Regions from separate parts of the Homo sapiens genome. Here region 2 is linked to region 1. Evidence: chromatin loops called from intact Hi-C (ENCODE). Cell type or tissue: GM12878. All regions are shown on one strand.

What was found. Hi-C counts contacts between places; a loop is a spot of excess contacts. Peaks named below come from ENCODE experiments on the same cell type or tissue, not always from the same donor. Only the 100,000 strongest peaks of a DNase experiment are listed, where the experiment ranks them.
Region 2: a loop joins it to region 1, with 1.9 times the contacts of the local background. A loop is called at or near these places in 2 of 110 quality-filtered maps.

The regions. Positions count from the first base shown.
Region 1 is chr13:101,623,351-101,631,350 of GRCh38, forward strand. The region is part of intron 7 of ITGBL1 (integrin subunit beta like 1); the gene reads left to right. Among named protein-coding and RNA genes, the nearest start is that of ITGBL1, 170 kb to the left of the region's middle. In GM12878, no CTCF peak of the experiment used is centred here; a DNase peak (open chromatin) is centred at 3,781; H3K4me3 peaks cover 825 bases; H3K27ac peaks cover 1,420 bases.
Region 2 is chr13:101,702,393-101,710,392 of GRCh38, forward strand. It overlaps ITGBL1 (integrin subunit beta like 1), which reads left to right. Exons shown (of 11, transcript NM_004791.3): 9 at 4,364-4,510. Among named protein-coding and RNA genes, the nearest start is that of FGF14, 210 kb to the right of the region's middle. RefSeq lists an enhancer at 5,557-6,081. In GM12878, no CTCF peak of the experiment used is centred here; a DNase peak (open chromatin) is centred at 4,520.

The sequences.
Region 1 (8,000 bases):
AAAAGTCATAAAAATGTTTGTGAAATAAAATCAAGTTTCATATCTTTGTGTACTGAAATTAGTTTCTTATTCCTACCCAATTATCTAACATACAATTGTCATTTTGTTATGAGATACATACACTTCTCATTACACATGGAGAAGCATTATGTCATTATTTTTATAAAAGGCTGATAAATACAGTTGTTCCTTCATGTATGGCTCCCATACAGATTCCTGGTAAGATGATTCTATAAAATTATATAACTCAAATCTCCTGTTGACTTTCATCTGAGGACAGGCAGTGGGTTCACCGTGAGTCACTGTAGTTCAAAGATGTAAAGAAATCTGTTGTAATCACACTTAACCTTCGCAGAGCACAAATTTAAAGGGAGACTCATGATTTAAAAGTGGACAATTAACAAATGACCTTTCTCCTTCACATTAGGTGAGATCATCAGGGCAGTGTGGTAAGTAGTCTGACTGTAGAATATTTTAAAGGAATGAAAGTTTTTTTGGGTATACCTTCTGGCCTTCTGGGCCTGTTTTTGGCCTTCTGGCCCTGTTTTAAATCCCATTTTTAAAAACCCTATTGCTTAAAACAGCTAAAAGAACAAATTTTGTAAGCATTCCATTAGACTGGCTAAACATCTCCCCCCACCCAGTTTACAATGTATACAATCTCTTATATTCATGTGGCTTAGTGATTTGTACAGGATGACCTAAAGCCACCAGGATTCCTGGAGATATGCTTAGATGTTTACTAGGTTGCTTTGGAGAGTGAGAAGAAATCTGGGCTTGTTGAGCTTTACCTACCCTACCTACTGCTTTCTCTGGGCAAATTCACTTACATATGTTTTATTTAGCATGGATCTGTTAATACTTTCATTTGGAATGAAATGTTTCTGCCGGTTTCTTTCTGTTCTTGTGCAAATGTGAAAACTATTGCTTTAGCGAAAGCAAACACCGTTACTTCCTGAATCACAGCTCCCTCCAAACCACTCCTCTCCAGATAAACATTTATGTTTTATGCCCCAATAACTACACTTCCTTTTATTTTCCCTGCTCTGAGCCTTGAAGTGTTCACCTGAAAGCATTTTAAAATAGTCTGTAATTCCAAAGGAAATGAAGTAATTGTCCATGGAAGGGAGGTGAGGACTCAGGATACAGATTGACCTGGGGTTGCTCATGAATTGAGACCAAAAGAAAAACAGAGGTAGAATAAAATGAAAGGGAGAAGAGCTCAGTGAACATCTGTGCTTTCTCTTTGCCGAGTCCTGACACAGCGCTCACTACCCCTCTGCATTTTATCCCTGTCACCATTTGGAGAATCAGGCAGGAAGGCCCAGCATCAGGGATTTCCTCTCCCTTCAAATTCTGGTCCCTGCAACCAGCTGGAGCCACCCACAGATTCCCTTTGTTGATGAGTGCTTCCGGAAGGTGAAGGAGAACCTCCCCATCAGGGGGCTGCAATGTTCCAAACTGCAGCATCATTCATGACGTGGCTAACATTTACCTTCATTTTCGTAGGGGGTGGAGAAAGGTATTTTTTTATAGTAATAAAATACAATCTGTGAATTCTGCCATATACCAAATTAAAAGAGGTTTTGCGGTACAGCTTTCCATGGAGACAAGGAACAGGTAATTATTCAGAGATAATGCTTCTGAAACAGAACATTGTCAGTATATAATGGTTCCCTGCCGGTAGATAAATGCAGAGGCAAAGACAGCATATTTATTTTTTAAAGCAAGAGACATTCAGTGATGCAATTGCAACTCTTGAAATTACCTTTCCTGTTTTACCAGATGAAAGGTTGTAGATTTAATCATCATGCCTGATGGAGCACTGGTGTCACAAAGTGACAGAAATAAGCCCAGTGACAGCAGCCCTGCTGTGTACAGATTGACTTAGTAAACACTCTTGGCACAGACTTTAGCCGTTGAGGAACTTCTTAGTTATAAATGGGTGGATTCTCCATATAGCTGCTCAAATTCTAAATTCATTATATTCCTGCCAGTTAAGCCTTCGTATGTCTTTGCTTTGCCAATGAAAACTCAGCCGGCCAGGAACAAATCATATACAGACTTAATTTGAATTCAAGGGATGATATTGCTTCTTCTGTAGGTTAAGGGTTGCAGTGGTAGCTCGATAGTTGTGTAACTACACTGCACTGCAAGGGCTCATCAGGTCCCACTCAGTATTTTATTTCTAATAATAGTAATGGCTAATTTTTTTTTTTGAGATGAAGTTTCACTCTTGTTGCCCAGGCTGGAGTACAATTGCACGATCTAGGCTCACCGCAACCTCTGTCTCCTGGGTTCAAGCGATTCTCCTGCTTTAGCCTCCTGAGTAGCTGGGAATACAGGAGCCTGCCATCATGCCCAGCTAATTTTTTGTATTTTTAGTAGAGACGGGGTTTCATCACGTTGGCCAGGCTTGTCTTTAACTCCTGACCTCAGGTGATCCACCCACCTCGGCCTCCCAAAGTTCTGGGATTACAGGCGTGAGCCACCGCACCCGGCCAGTAATGGCTAATTTTATTGAGCATTTAATGATGCGTTAGACACTGTTCTAAAGACTGCACATGTATTTTTCATCAACCCTATAATGTATTTTTAAAATGCGGTAGATTTCTCTTTTACCCAGGGAGAAAGGAGAACTTAAGGGAATGGCTTGGATCTGATCACATGGCTAATAAATGGTAGAACTTCGACTCATTGAGTTGATGGGCCTCTTAACCATTGTACCTTTGCTATTCAAAGTGTGGTTTGTAGACTAACGGTATCAGCATCAAATTGTATTTCAGATACAACTTCAGACCCAGTTAATCAGAATTTGCATTCTAAAGAGATCCCAGGTGATTTGTAGTCTTCATAGACAGTGTCTACAAACTTTTCTGGAATGCTTTTGCTATTTTAAAATGAAGATCACTACCACCCATGGATTTTTATAGCCTTTCTCATCATCTTTGATCTATTAAGCACTTTGAAAATTACACTACAATTTAATGGCACAGAAAAGAATGAGTTTTGTGGACATTTTAATTTTAGAAAAATGTCATTGTAAGTGAATAACAATTTTCTCCGAAATAAGCAGCTTACCTTAGAAGTTAGCTTGGGACTGATTGATGTGAGTCCCCGAGAGATAGCCCTTTTGCTGAATCAGACAGATCTTTCATCTATCTCTAAAAAGTACCATCTACTCCAGGAAACCTGGCAGTTTCTACTACCTTTATCTGCATTGCTTTGCTTGTGACAGTCCTTTGCATATATGATGGCCTTTTTCAGTGCTTTCTAAAGCTATTTTTAATACAAATGAAGGATTTGAATTTAAATTAAAATCCAGCTGCACACATTATTATTAAAGATAATTTCGTTGTGGAGAAAATCTAATCAGTAGATATTTTTATTGATGTTAATGTGCCAATTCTCAGACAATAGGAGTACATCTTTTTTTATAAAGAAATCATTTTAAAATTGATCCTAATTTCAGAAACCTTAAAATATGAAAACAACATTTTAGAGTTAAGGGTTTAGCTAATTAAATGTTTTCCAAATTTAATCTTAGTGTTTCTTCAATAGGGAGACACTGGTATATCTTAAAAAGAGCCCTGGACTAGGAGGCAGAAGATCTGAGTGAAATCCTGATTCAGACACTTATAGGCTGTATGACTTTGCGTAGGTCATTTAACCTTTTGGAGACTCCTTCATCTTGTCTGCAAATAAAGATAAAACACGAGAATTAAATAAGGATTGAAACTTGCGGTTTTCTGTTTCACTCATTTCTGTAACAGGTTTCATGTTTTACTTTCATTTTCACTGCTTCTCAAAGTGTAGTCTGAGTTATAAGATTCCTCTTTCATGTAATTTTTTTTTATATTTCTTACAAGTTTTTTTGGAATTATGACCACAGACCATAGCTTGTAGAAAACATGTGATATTTCAATGCTTTTTGTAATACACTTTATTTTTTAGTGCACTTTTAAGTTCACAGTAATACTGAACAGAAAGTACAGGGAGATCCCATATACTCCCTGCCCTCACCCATGCATGGCCTCCCCTGTCATCATCCCCCACCCCACCACAGTAGGTCTATTGGTTACAAGTCAGGAACCTACATTTACACAGCACTATCCCCCAAAGTAATTATTATAATTTACCTTAGGATTAACTCTTGGTATTGTATTTTCTATGTGTTTGGTAAATTTTATAATGACACGTACCCACCATGACAGTAACATATAGAGTAGTTTCACTGCCCTACAAATCCCCTGTGCTCCACCTGTTCACCCCTCTCTCCCTACAACCCCTGGCAAGCACGGATCTTTTTACTGTCACCATAGTTTTGCATTTTCCAGAGTGTCATACAGTGTGTAGGCTTTTCAGATTGGTTTCTTTCACTTACGAATATGCACTTAAGTTTTTTAAGTGTGTTTTGATGGCTTGAGAGCTCACTTCTTTTTATTGCTGAGTAATACTGCCTTGTCTGAATGTACCACTGTTTATTTAACCATTCACCTACTGAAGGACGTCTTGGTTGCTTCCAAGTTTCGGCAATTATAATGTAGCTGCTGTAAACGTTGGTTTGCAGGTTTTCATGTGGACATTAAGTTTTCAGTTCCTTTGGGTAAATAACAAGGAGTGTGATTGCTGGATCATATAGTATGTTTAGTTCAGTAAGAAACTGCTGAACTGTCTTCCAAAGAGGCTGTAGCATTTTGCATTCCCACCAGCAATGAATGAAAGTCTGTGTTTTCTCCACATCCTTGCCAGTGTTGGGTGTTTTCAGTGTTCTGGATTTGAGCCATTCTAACAAGCGTATAGTGGTATTTCATCGTTTTAATTTGCATTTGCCTGATGACAATATATAATATGAAACATCTTTTTATGTACTTGTTTGCCATCTGTATGTTTTCTTTAATAAGGCATCTGTTAAGATCTTTGGGCCATTTTTAAATTGTTTTTCTCTTATTGTTGAGTTTTAGGAGTTATTTGTATATTTTAAGTAACAGAACTTTATCAGATATGTCTTTTGCAAATATTTTCTCCTTGTCTATGACTTATCTTTTTGTTCTCTTGATATTTCTTTTCTTTTCTTTTTCTTTTTCTTTTTTTTTTTTTAAGACAAAGTCTCGCTCTGTCACCCAGGCTGGAGTGCAGTGGCATGATCTCAGCTCACTGCAACCTCTGCCTCCTGGGTTCAAGCAATTCTCCTGCCTCAGCCTCCCGAGTAGCTGGGACTACAGGCGTGCACCACCATACCCAGCTAATTTTTTTTTTTTTTGTATTTTTAGTAGAGACTGTGTTTCACCATGTTGTCCAGGATGGTCTTGATCTCTTGACCTCGTGATCCACCCACCTTGGCCTCCCAAAGTGCTGGGATTACAGGCGTGAGCCACCACACCCAGCCCTCTCTTGATATTTCAATGCTTTTTACATGATCTAGTATATGATGGATATCTCTATTTTTCATAAATGTTCTGTGGATAGTTTAGAGAAGGTTGATTAGAGTAAGAGGCAAAGTTGACATATTAAATAAATTATCCTTATTAATTATTTTGTTCTGAGTTATATAATACTGCTTAGACTTTCTCATAATAGTAATCAACTTCTCATCTGTTTCTAACAGTTTTTATGTCATATATATTGATAATGAGTGATATTGACCAAAAATTCATGACTTCACATATTCCTTAACATTCAAATTATAGAAAAAGAAAATCATATGACCTTTTTGTTTTGTTTAGTTGTTTTGTGTTAAATTCTGCTGAGTCTGAAATTTAGGCTACCATGCCGTTTTTCTATATGCTTGATAAATCTTTGACAACCCTTTACATTTTATTCTTCTTCATTCCTTTGAGTCAGATTTGTCACTTTGGGGCAGCATACACTTTGATTTATGATTTTGTTAATTTTTTACCTAATCTACAAATCTTTGCTGTAAGAGAGTAGGGATTAAAATATTTGAGTTTACTATCATAATTGACATATTTGATTTTATTCCTGCCAACTTATTTTATCCTTTCTTCATACCATTTTTAATTTTGTGTCTTCTTTCAATTATTTTATAAAATACACTGCATACAGTTTAATGCCCAATCCTTTGAAAATAAATATATATTTTTATTTATCCTAATGGTTACCTTATATTATTTTAAAAACATTGTCAGTATTCATTTTATATCAAGGTCTCAAATTTAATGGTGTCATTTGTTCTTCATCTATTTAAAATGAAAGATATAGCATTTTTTCAATTTTCCTCCCATCTTTACTCACTGGAAATTATTAGTATAAACTTTGCTTTTTATAACTAGGTAAATAAAATTTTAACTATTTTATAGTGCTTCTGTTTTAATCATTAATTTTGATATTTCCATTGAGTTGTATAACCGTATTTATAGTGGTCCTTAAATCCGACTACTATAGGAATTGATTAACGTAATATAGACAGCCCCATTTTCCAATTCTCCCATATTTTGAGCCCATTTATTTATTTATTCATTTATTTTTTGAAATAGAGTCTTGTTCTGTCACCCAGGCTGGAGTGCAGTGACACAACCTCGGCTCACTGCAACCTCTGCATCCAAGGTTCAAGCAATTCTCCTGCCTCAGCCTCCTGAGTAGCTGGGATTACAGGTGCCTGCCACCACGCCCGGCTCATTTTTTGTATTTTTAGTAGAGACGGGGTTTCATCATGTTGGCCAGGCTGGTCTTGAACTCCTGACCTTGTGATCCACCCACATTGGCCTCCCAAAGTGCTGGGATTACAAGCTTGAGCCACCGCGCCTGGCCTTATTTATTTTTTTGTTAAAATTTCAAAGTAAATTTTGAAAGAATTTTATTTGGACAATTTGTTTTCTAAAACCTTGAATACCTAAGATTACTTTTTCTATTGCCCTAACCATGAACACAGTTTACCTTTGTTATTTAAAATAAGTATTGTCATTCAATATTTATTTTGAAAATAAAATAAATGACAAATCATTCAATATTTTGAATGACAATATTTTCTTTCTCTCTAAATGCTCCATTTTTGCTGTTTTAATTGTAAGAAATCTGATCCTTTGTAGGTGGTCTACATGTATTTCTCACTTGTATATTTAAATTCTTTCATGATGTGAATCTCTTAATTGATCTACCCACAGAGCATGGTAAGTTGTTTCTAACTTCACATTGAGACCTGGTTTTAGGTACAAAATGTATACTTCAATGGTTTCTTCAACGTCACATCTGGTACTGTTGCACTTGATTTTTCTTAGAGAAGACCCATAACTCCTAGATTGGATAGTTCTACATCTATCATCATCTTCCAGTGATTTTCCCTTATTCATTTCCTATGCATTTTTGAAATACTTTTCAGTTTGTATTCCAAATCATTGTTAGATCTCCCCTGGTAAGTGCTGATCTGCATTGTTTTCAATGGCAAATTTAATTTTACAAGTGTACTTTTATTTTCTTTGTTGTTATCTCTTTCTTACCTGCTCCCTTGTAATCTTAGTTGCCTCTCTGTCTCTGTATGGCATTTTTGTTATTGTTTAATTGGAGCTATATCTTTTACTGCAATCAGTAAAGATAAAGACTTCTTTTAGTGTTTCTGCTAAAATAATTTTGAAGCATGTGTTCTGAATTCGACTTGTCGCTTTGCTGGTTCTGTAGCTCTATCTTATGCTCCAACTGATCAGACATATGTTGATCACTCTGTCCTCTTCTTGGAGATGTTCAGCACTTGTTGGTTAGTTAAAGACTCTGATATATCCTGCAGTAAGAAAAGTCTTTAACTCTGTCCAACCAATATTTCCTGAAATTAATTGATCCTGGAACTTTTCTCCCCATGAAACACCTTACAGAGCTACTGTTTCATGAAATCATATTTGATCGCAAATGGTTAAAAATATGTCGTCTTATAGTTAGTAAATATCTTGGGGAATTCTTTCACTGCTATGATTATACACTAATATTCATCTTCACCTTAAGGATAATTTATTTGATTTTCTATTTAATTGCAGTTTCTTTACAAATGA
Region 2 (8,000 bases), 79 kb after region 1:
TGACCAATTTAGTTTTATATTGCTCTTCTTTAGTGTTTTAAAGTGAAAGATTACATCACTGATTTTATATTTTTCATTGCTTCTGATTGCATTCATGCTGTAAATTTCTTTCCAAGTATTACTCTTGCTGTATCCTACACATTTTCATAATATGTATTTTCATTTTCCATATAGTACTAATTAAATTTGAAAAAAAAAGGCAGAAAACAAAAAAAAGACAGAATATTTTTCTATGCAATACAGATTAAATGATTTCAGTTGTGTCAAATTGTGATAATTCTTACCAACCTAGGGTCAGTAAGAAACATGAGCATTTGAGAAGTTCATAGCCCAATTGAGCTGGTACTAGAAGCTCTCTTTCTCTTCATTTTTGGTTTCTTGTACAACAGATTCTCTGCCTTCAAAGATGGACAACTTTTTATTTAACTCTTTAAGGACATCTGGACTTTAAGTGGACTTTGGTTTTCATGGAGAAGTAAAGATGTACTCAATTTAACAATTATTCATTGAGTAGATAGGGGCGTAGGGGTGCCAGTTTTCTAACTTGGCTCTACTCTACAGTTTGATTTGTGGGTAAAAATGAGAAAGATGTTTTGAAAAAGACAATTTCAATCTCCTCCAAGTTTTTGAAGATCCACTGTGTCTCAGGCATTGTGTTAGGCACTCTGAAGACTACAGTGCTGACAGAAGTAATACTCAGAAAATTCATAGTAGAGTAGTGGATTCATTTGACACATAACTATATACCATGAGATGGAAGTCAAAAAAGTTCCACAGGAGGTAAAAAAAAAAAAATAAGGTATTACAGAAATTCAGAGGAGAGACAATGAGTCTCACTTAGGGATATTAGGTAAATCTTCACAGAAGGGTAGTCGCTTTTTGCTGAGCTTTGAAAATTACTCAGAACCTGAATGTGTATAGTAAGGGAAAGGTACTTCTACCTCTGCAAAAACATGAGGTCAGAAAAGCATGACAAATGTGCAGGAAACAATGAATGGGCCAGTTTGGTTAAAGGGAGAAGAGAAGGAATACAATTGGAAATGTAGCTTCTGTTTTTCAAGAAGCTAAAACATAACAAAGGCTAGAGTAGGTAAACTCTATGCCATGAGTATTAGGAAGTTATACGGGACTAAATATCAAGGCAAGTTGTGCTGTAGGAATCTACGAGCCAGAGTATTGGAGAGACATGACAGGAAGTTTTTTCCAACGTTGTGATGGTGATGTAAGTGGGAATGTTGGAGGTGGTTTCAACAAGACTTGACAACAAGCTGGATGAGGGCAGTAAGGGAAATTCAAATGAGACTCAAAACATCATGAACTGGTTGATTGAAAGGATAGCTGTTACATTAAAAGAAATGAGAAAGACAAGCAGCTTTTGGAAAGAAAATCATATATGGATGTAGGAGATCGGTCAGGGTGGTGGGAAAAATTGTAGAAGATGCAAACCTTCTTGGAAGGCTGGAAGATTTTACAAAAGCTTTGGAAAAGGATTTGGCTGAAGGCAGCCAGATTCTCTTATCTGGTGAAACTAATCTAAATAAGTAAGTTAACATAGGCCTTGGAACCTGGGCTTTGATCATCTGAGTGCAGGACTACTCTCTCTGGGGAGGGGAGGGGACGGGAGAGACCATGTAAATTGCCCACAAGTGTGTTGACTCAGAGCCTTTGTGATTAAATCTATACTGAATAAATGCCTGCAGTGCCAGCTTGTCAGGGCCACGGCTGCTGACTCTTTACAGCACCCTCCTTGGTGTCTGGTGTCTGTGAGCAGCCTGGTCCCCTAGCCCACTCTTTCACTGGATACCTGTGTCTGGGTGCATTTGTTCATCCGTTGTTCCACCAGGGTCTATGGGTCGGACCCTGCCTATGTAGCTCTGGAGGTATTAAGTGGGGATGCTAATAGAACACAAAGTGTGGAATCATGAAAGGGGAATGTAGGAGAAAATCAGGGGCTGGAGATACAGCCCTGTGGTCTTGGCAGTTATCTGAAAGCCCAAAATTTAATGGATTTTTCAAGAAAGAAATTATGGAGAGATTAAAAAAGATGATTAAAGATAAACATTGGGTGAATACCTGCACTTATTCATTCAGTAAAAAAAAAAAAAAAAAAAGTAGAAGAATAAATAGAGACAAAGGAGGAGTGTTGAATGAGGCCAAGAGAATTTTGTGGCATGCCAATAGAGAAGAGACTTGCAAGGAGAGAAAGTGCCTGTGAATATCAAATATATACCTTCAAATGATGTGGTGGTTGAAAGAGACAAGAATTAAGAAATCCTGCTGTGTCTCACTTTCTAAAGTGAAATATAGAAGCAAAGCAACACATTGGGAAGAGTGTAGACATTGGAATCAGAGGAACTAGAGTCAGTTCCGATCTGGCTGAGCCAATTATCGGTCACATGTTTACATGCATGCTACTTTTAAACTTTAATGGTTTCAGTTTTTGGGTTTTTTGTTTGTTTCTTTGTTTGTTTTTACTTTGCATGTAAATCAAGCTAGGTGAAAAAGACCACAATTACCTCATTTATTTGTTTATTTATTTACTTTTTTCCTTTTTTGCTAACCTGTGTGACAAGAACAGTCATTAGCCTTAGAAAGTGCCAGAGCACTTGCTGATTGAGTGCATGTTAAAGGTATGGCAGCGACATTTTTCTTGCAGATTTAGTAGTCCCCCATTCGTATCCGATGTTTTTCCCAGAATATTTTTTAAAAGAATGTCAGACATTCCTAGTATCCTGTCTTTCTTTCAGGATCCCAATTTTCTCCAGGGGAGCAACATATGCTGGATTAAAAAACCGCTCTCCCAGACCTTCTCTGGCTGTTAGGAGGCACTTGTTGCATGGCCTGTGAGGTAGGGATGTGGTATAACCCAGGGAAAATCTCTCTTATTTAATTTAAAAAGCAAAAAAAAAAAAAAAAACAACAACAACAAAAAAAAATAGTTTTCCAAGAAACCCTCTCCAGGAGACTTCTGCTTACCTCTCAGTGATCAAAAACCTTTTCACCACAGTTACTTACCACGTCCTACCGATCCGCATTCTCGCAAGTGTCCTTCACTCCATTTACTCTACTGCATTTTTCACTGTATTTCTCATGCCAAAACTTGGGCTTCTCCACCAGTCTGCACACGTTCATGCTCTCAATTCTCACAGCCATCTATTTCATTCTCCACTAAACTGTTAGAGGGATTTCTGTAGAAATTAAAGAAATTCCTATCACTCCTAAAAAAAAAAGAAAAAATAATTATAATAATTAATTGCAAACCATTAAGCATTGGTTACTCATCCTCCCTGTGGAGAGCTGAATGGAGGGGGAGCAGATGGAGCAAGGTTCACTCCTGAGGGTCCTGCCAGAGCAAATGGTCAGGAGAGAACGGTGTCAACAGCTTCAGAGAGGCTAATCAGTGTGAATGATGAGCGTATCTGTCCCTGGGAGAAGAGCAGGGACCACTTTGTCCATGGTGCTTGATTTTGTATCCCCTAGTGCATAGCAAAATGCTCTGTTGATAACAGATACTCAGTAACTCTTCGCTAGGCAAATAGTTGATTCAGAGAGACCCTGCTGTAAGGTAATGCACATATCAGGAAAAGGAATAAAGGGTCGAGCGGAAACTGAAATGGAAGAAATTGAAATGGAATATCATGCAATCTAATGGTGTGTTGGTGGCAGGCAATAAACAGGTGTACATCCTGGTATATAGCTGTCACAAATACAATGTTACATATATACCAAAAGATAAACATCTGAAAAACCAGGAACCAATGTCAGGAACCAAACCAAAAAAAATGTGCCAAACATGAATCCAAGCTAATGTTAATTTTTATGCAATAATAGAGAGACACCATTACTTCCACTTGTATCTGTTGTTATTTGTAAGCAGAGAGGTATACAGATAAACTAATATAGTACCAAATGCCATTTGTATGAAAGTTACCCTTTTGTTTTATTAGTAAGCAATAGGAGAACAATCAATAAATACTGCCACCAGTGGTAATGTGACTAGCCTTGCAAATTGGTCTGGATGGCATGGTGTGTGCAATGAAGAATAGCGCTAAGACTCCATACTGATAAAAATGCAAATGAAGAAGTATTTTCTATCAAGAAAGGTGGTATAATTCCATTTAAAATTATTGCAAGATTTCTTTCTCTCAAGTCATCTCCTATGCTACATTCAAATTTATTATGTTAAGCTAGAACTCTGTTGTAAGTTCTTTCAAACAATTACATGCCAAATTGACTATGCATAAAGAAGAATGTGTTGGATGGGAAATGAGATCCTATGGTTTACACATTTCTTTCTTAAAACTCTCTGCTTCAGCTGGTTATTTCCTCATCCTCTCACTCCTTTCCTGTGGTTGCTTCACAGGCCACGGCACATGTTCCTGTGGTCGCTGTGTTTGTGAGAGAGGATGGTTTGGAAAGCTCTGCCAACATCCGCGGAAGTGTAACATGACGGAAGAACAAAGCAAGAATCTGTGTGAATCAGCAGATGGCATATTGTGCTCGGGGAAGGGTGAGTATCTCTGCTGGTGCCTGGACTCCATTCCTGTTCTGACACATGATTTGTAGAACAGCATGTAGCAACTGTCTTTCCCAGACTGAACTTTGCATGAAAGCAAACCACTATGTCCTCTGCTGTCCCCAACTTGAAGCTTGAAGATTAACCAAATGAAGTTTTGGATCTAAGAAAATGAAATGCGTGTGAGAGGATTCATGCAAAAATATCCTTGTATGCAAAGTTATTGCTGAATGAAATAGAATTAATACTTTTATCAAGAAATTAGGACAACAAAATATACCAGATACTAAATGGACCCAAAAATGGGGAAAAAAGGCAAAAGAATGATTATTGGGCTCACCTCTGAAACAACACAGCTCAGAACTACAGAAAAGTAATCACAAGCATCTGAGCTGCCCAAAGATATGACTTTGGGAACTTCTGGGGCTAAATTATTTAGCTGTATGTGGAGCAGGGGAAGATTGAAGGTGTGAGAAGACATAAAAGGAGACAAAATATTTAATTTAGTTTAATTTTTTTAAAAAGGAAAGAAAAGCTATGGGGGAGGGGTAGTATCCCACAAGTCTGATGGAATTTTCTTTGCCCTAAAAATCACCAATTGTTCCAAGTAAACATGTGCAGCCTGATATAAGAAAATAGGTAATTGTTCGGTTGGGCACCGTGGCCCATGCCTGTAATTCTAGCACTTTGGGAGGCCAAGGCGGGTGGATCACTTGAGGTCAGGAGTTCTAGACCAGCCTGGCCAACGTGGTGAAAAATACAAAAATCTACTCTATTAAAAAAAACACAAAAAAATTAGCCAGGCATTGTGGCTCACACCTGTAATTACAGTTACTTGAGAGGCTGGGGCAGGGGAGGAGCTTAAACCCAGGACGTGGAGGTCGCAGTAAACTGAGATCACACCACTGCACTCCAGCCTGGGCAACAGAGCAAGACTCCATCTCCCAGAAAAAAAAAAAAAAAAGGTAATAATTAAACAAAGAAAACAAAAGCCTGCCAAATGGTTATAACCTACAAGTTGGTTGAATAGAAGCCACCAACCCAATAAAACATTTGCCATGGAAACATATTAAAGGAAAAAGCAAGCCTTCTCCATCTCCCATCCTACACACATGCAAACACACACACACACACACACACACACACACACACACACACACATACACACAAATTGGAAGAGGATTCCCCTGAGTAAAGAATGCTAATAGATTAAATTTTGAACACCTTGATTTTGATGTTTCTGTATACTATTCTTGAAGGGACTTTAAAATCCTGCCATTGTAATGCATATGGCATCATCTAGAAAGCTGTTGTGTTCTTCTTTGCTAGTGACTAGGAAGACACAGGGAGCCTGAAAGATTCTCACCTCATGTCTGGGGAGCAGCGCTTCAAAGAAACTGAAGTTAGGGGCTTCCCAGCTCTCCTCTTCAGCTCAGTATCCTCTTTACACCACAGACACACTTTTTTTTTTCTGACAAGGCACAGCTCTGGCTGAAGCTTCATTTACCCTCAAAACCTCTGCTGGTCAGGATGACCAGGTAAATAATTTTCTGAAGAAGACAGCAAAGCAAAAGTGTGCTAGAGACACTGAATCCTGTTGCCAAAGAACCACACCAGTGAGGCTGCCACACACGAAGGAAGGAGGTCTCTGAAGCAAGATGTGCCGTGTGTCCCCTAAACAGTAGCTTTTGTTTTGCCTCGTATGCAAGACCAATGCTATCAAGTTGAAAGAGACTTTTTGGCAGAACTTCAGACATCAAAGAGGATGGATGCTGTGACTATCTGTGGTGCCAAGAAGGGGGATGAAAATGAATGCAGATGTATTCACTTCAATAGATGACAGTGTCCTTGGTTTCCAGGAGTTCTGTGTTCAACACTTGTATTTACAATGCTCAGGCAAGGAGGCCATGCCATCAACCTAATGTCATTACAGCAGGCAGGTGGAAAATGAGTTTAAAGCAATCGCTTTGTGCCTTGTTTGTTCTCTCACTAATTCAATCTAATCTCAAGCCCCAAACAGATCTTCCACCAGTTCTGTTCTCAGGGGGCTTCAGCCCCTAGAAACACCTACCTTGAATTCAAGCTGTGTTGGGACAACCAAAAAGAAGGAAAGGTTAAAAGGAAGAAAACAAGGGAAAGAATTGGGGAGAAGGAGATTAAGGAAGAAAAGCAGGAGGCCGGGCGCGGTGGCTCACGCCTGTAATCCCAGCACTTTGGGAGGCCGAGGCGGGTGGATCATGAGGTCAGGAGATCGAGACCATCCTGGCTAACAAGGTGAAACCCCGTCTCTACTAAAAATACAAAAAATTAGCCGGGCGCGGTGGCGGGCGCCTGTAGTCCCAGCTACTCGGGAGGCTGAGGCAGGAGAATGGCGTGAACCCGGGAAGCGGAGCTTGCAGTGAGCCGAGATTGCGCCACTGCAGTCCGCAGTCCGGCCTGGGTGACAGAGCGAGACTCCGTCTCAAAAAAAAAAAAAAAAAAAAAAAAAAAGAAAAGCAGGAAAGGAGGCAGGGATGGAATTAAACTGCAAGAGAGAAGTAGGAGAGAATAAAAGAGATGTTATCAGAGGGGAATGATCTGTGTATAAAAAGATACTGAGAATGAATCGTTTTTGAATTAGATTTTTTTTTCCTCTGAGCATGGCTTCAGACATAGAGCACTTAAGTTTAGATACTTTTTTACTTGGTTTTCTGTAATGGCATTGTCACTGGGATAAGAATAGAAGCTTTTCACAGAAGCTCTACTGAAAAAGATACCCATACATATTAAAACACTAGTGTGCTTATTTATATTTGTTTATTTTAAGAGTCAACTATTGTTTGTGTTTGTGTGTTTACTACGCTCACTATTGAATCATTAACACTTTCCATAAGCGGGTCTTCCCTAAGACCTGTCCAACTGCGAGTACAGGAAGAACACACAAAGCCATACCCTCCAGGGTAACAAATAGCAGTCTTCCATTTCCTAAACTGAAGGTCATGTAACAAGAGTTGTTTCTTCTCAGAAAATAAATATGCTTATGAAAGTCATTACAGCCCTAGGAAAGATTCTCATCTTTCAGCATCATAAATGTAGAAAATACAAAGAAAAAAATAGGTTGACTAAATATTGACTCAAAGGCATTTCCTGAAAACAAAACAAAACAAAGCCAAAGAGTCCCTCTAGCTAATGCCTTTGCAAATTGTTTGCTTTGGGAGGTGGCGATATATTCAGAGATCAATGAAGGGTTGAAAGCATATTTGTGTAAACTATTTGTTTATCCTTCAATGGGTAGGGAGTTTGGGAGTCCTTAAACTTAAAAGGGAATATGAAAGCTGCCTCAAGGCTGCACATTTTGACATTCATGTTAGTGGACCGGCCTCCGGACTGTTGGCAGCAGCTGATCGTGATCTCCCTTCTTTTCCCCTTTTATGGAGACATCAATGCTGGATTATCGATGACGAAAGGGGATAAAACCAGGATCATGGAACTGTGATCTATGATA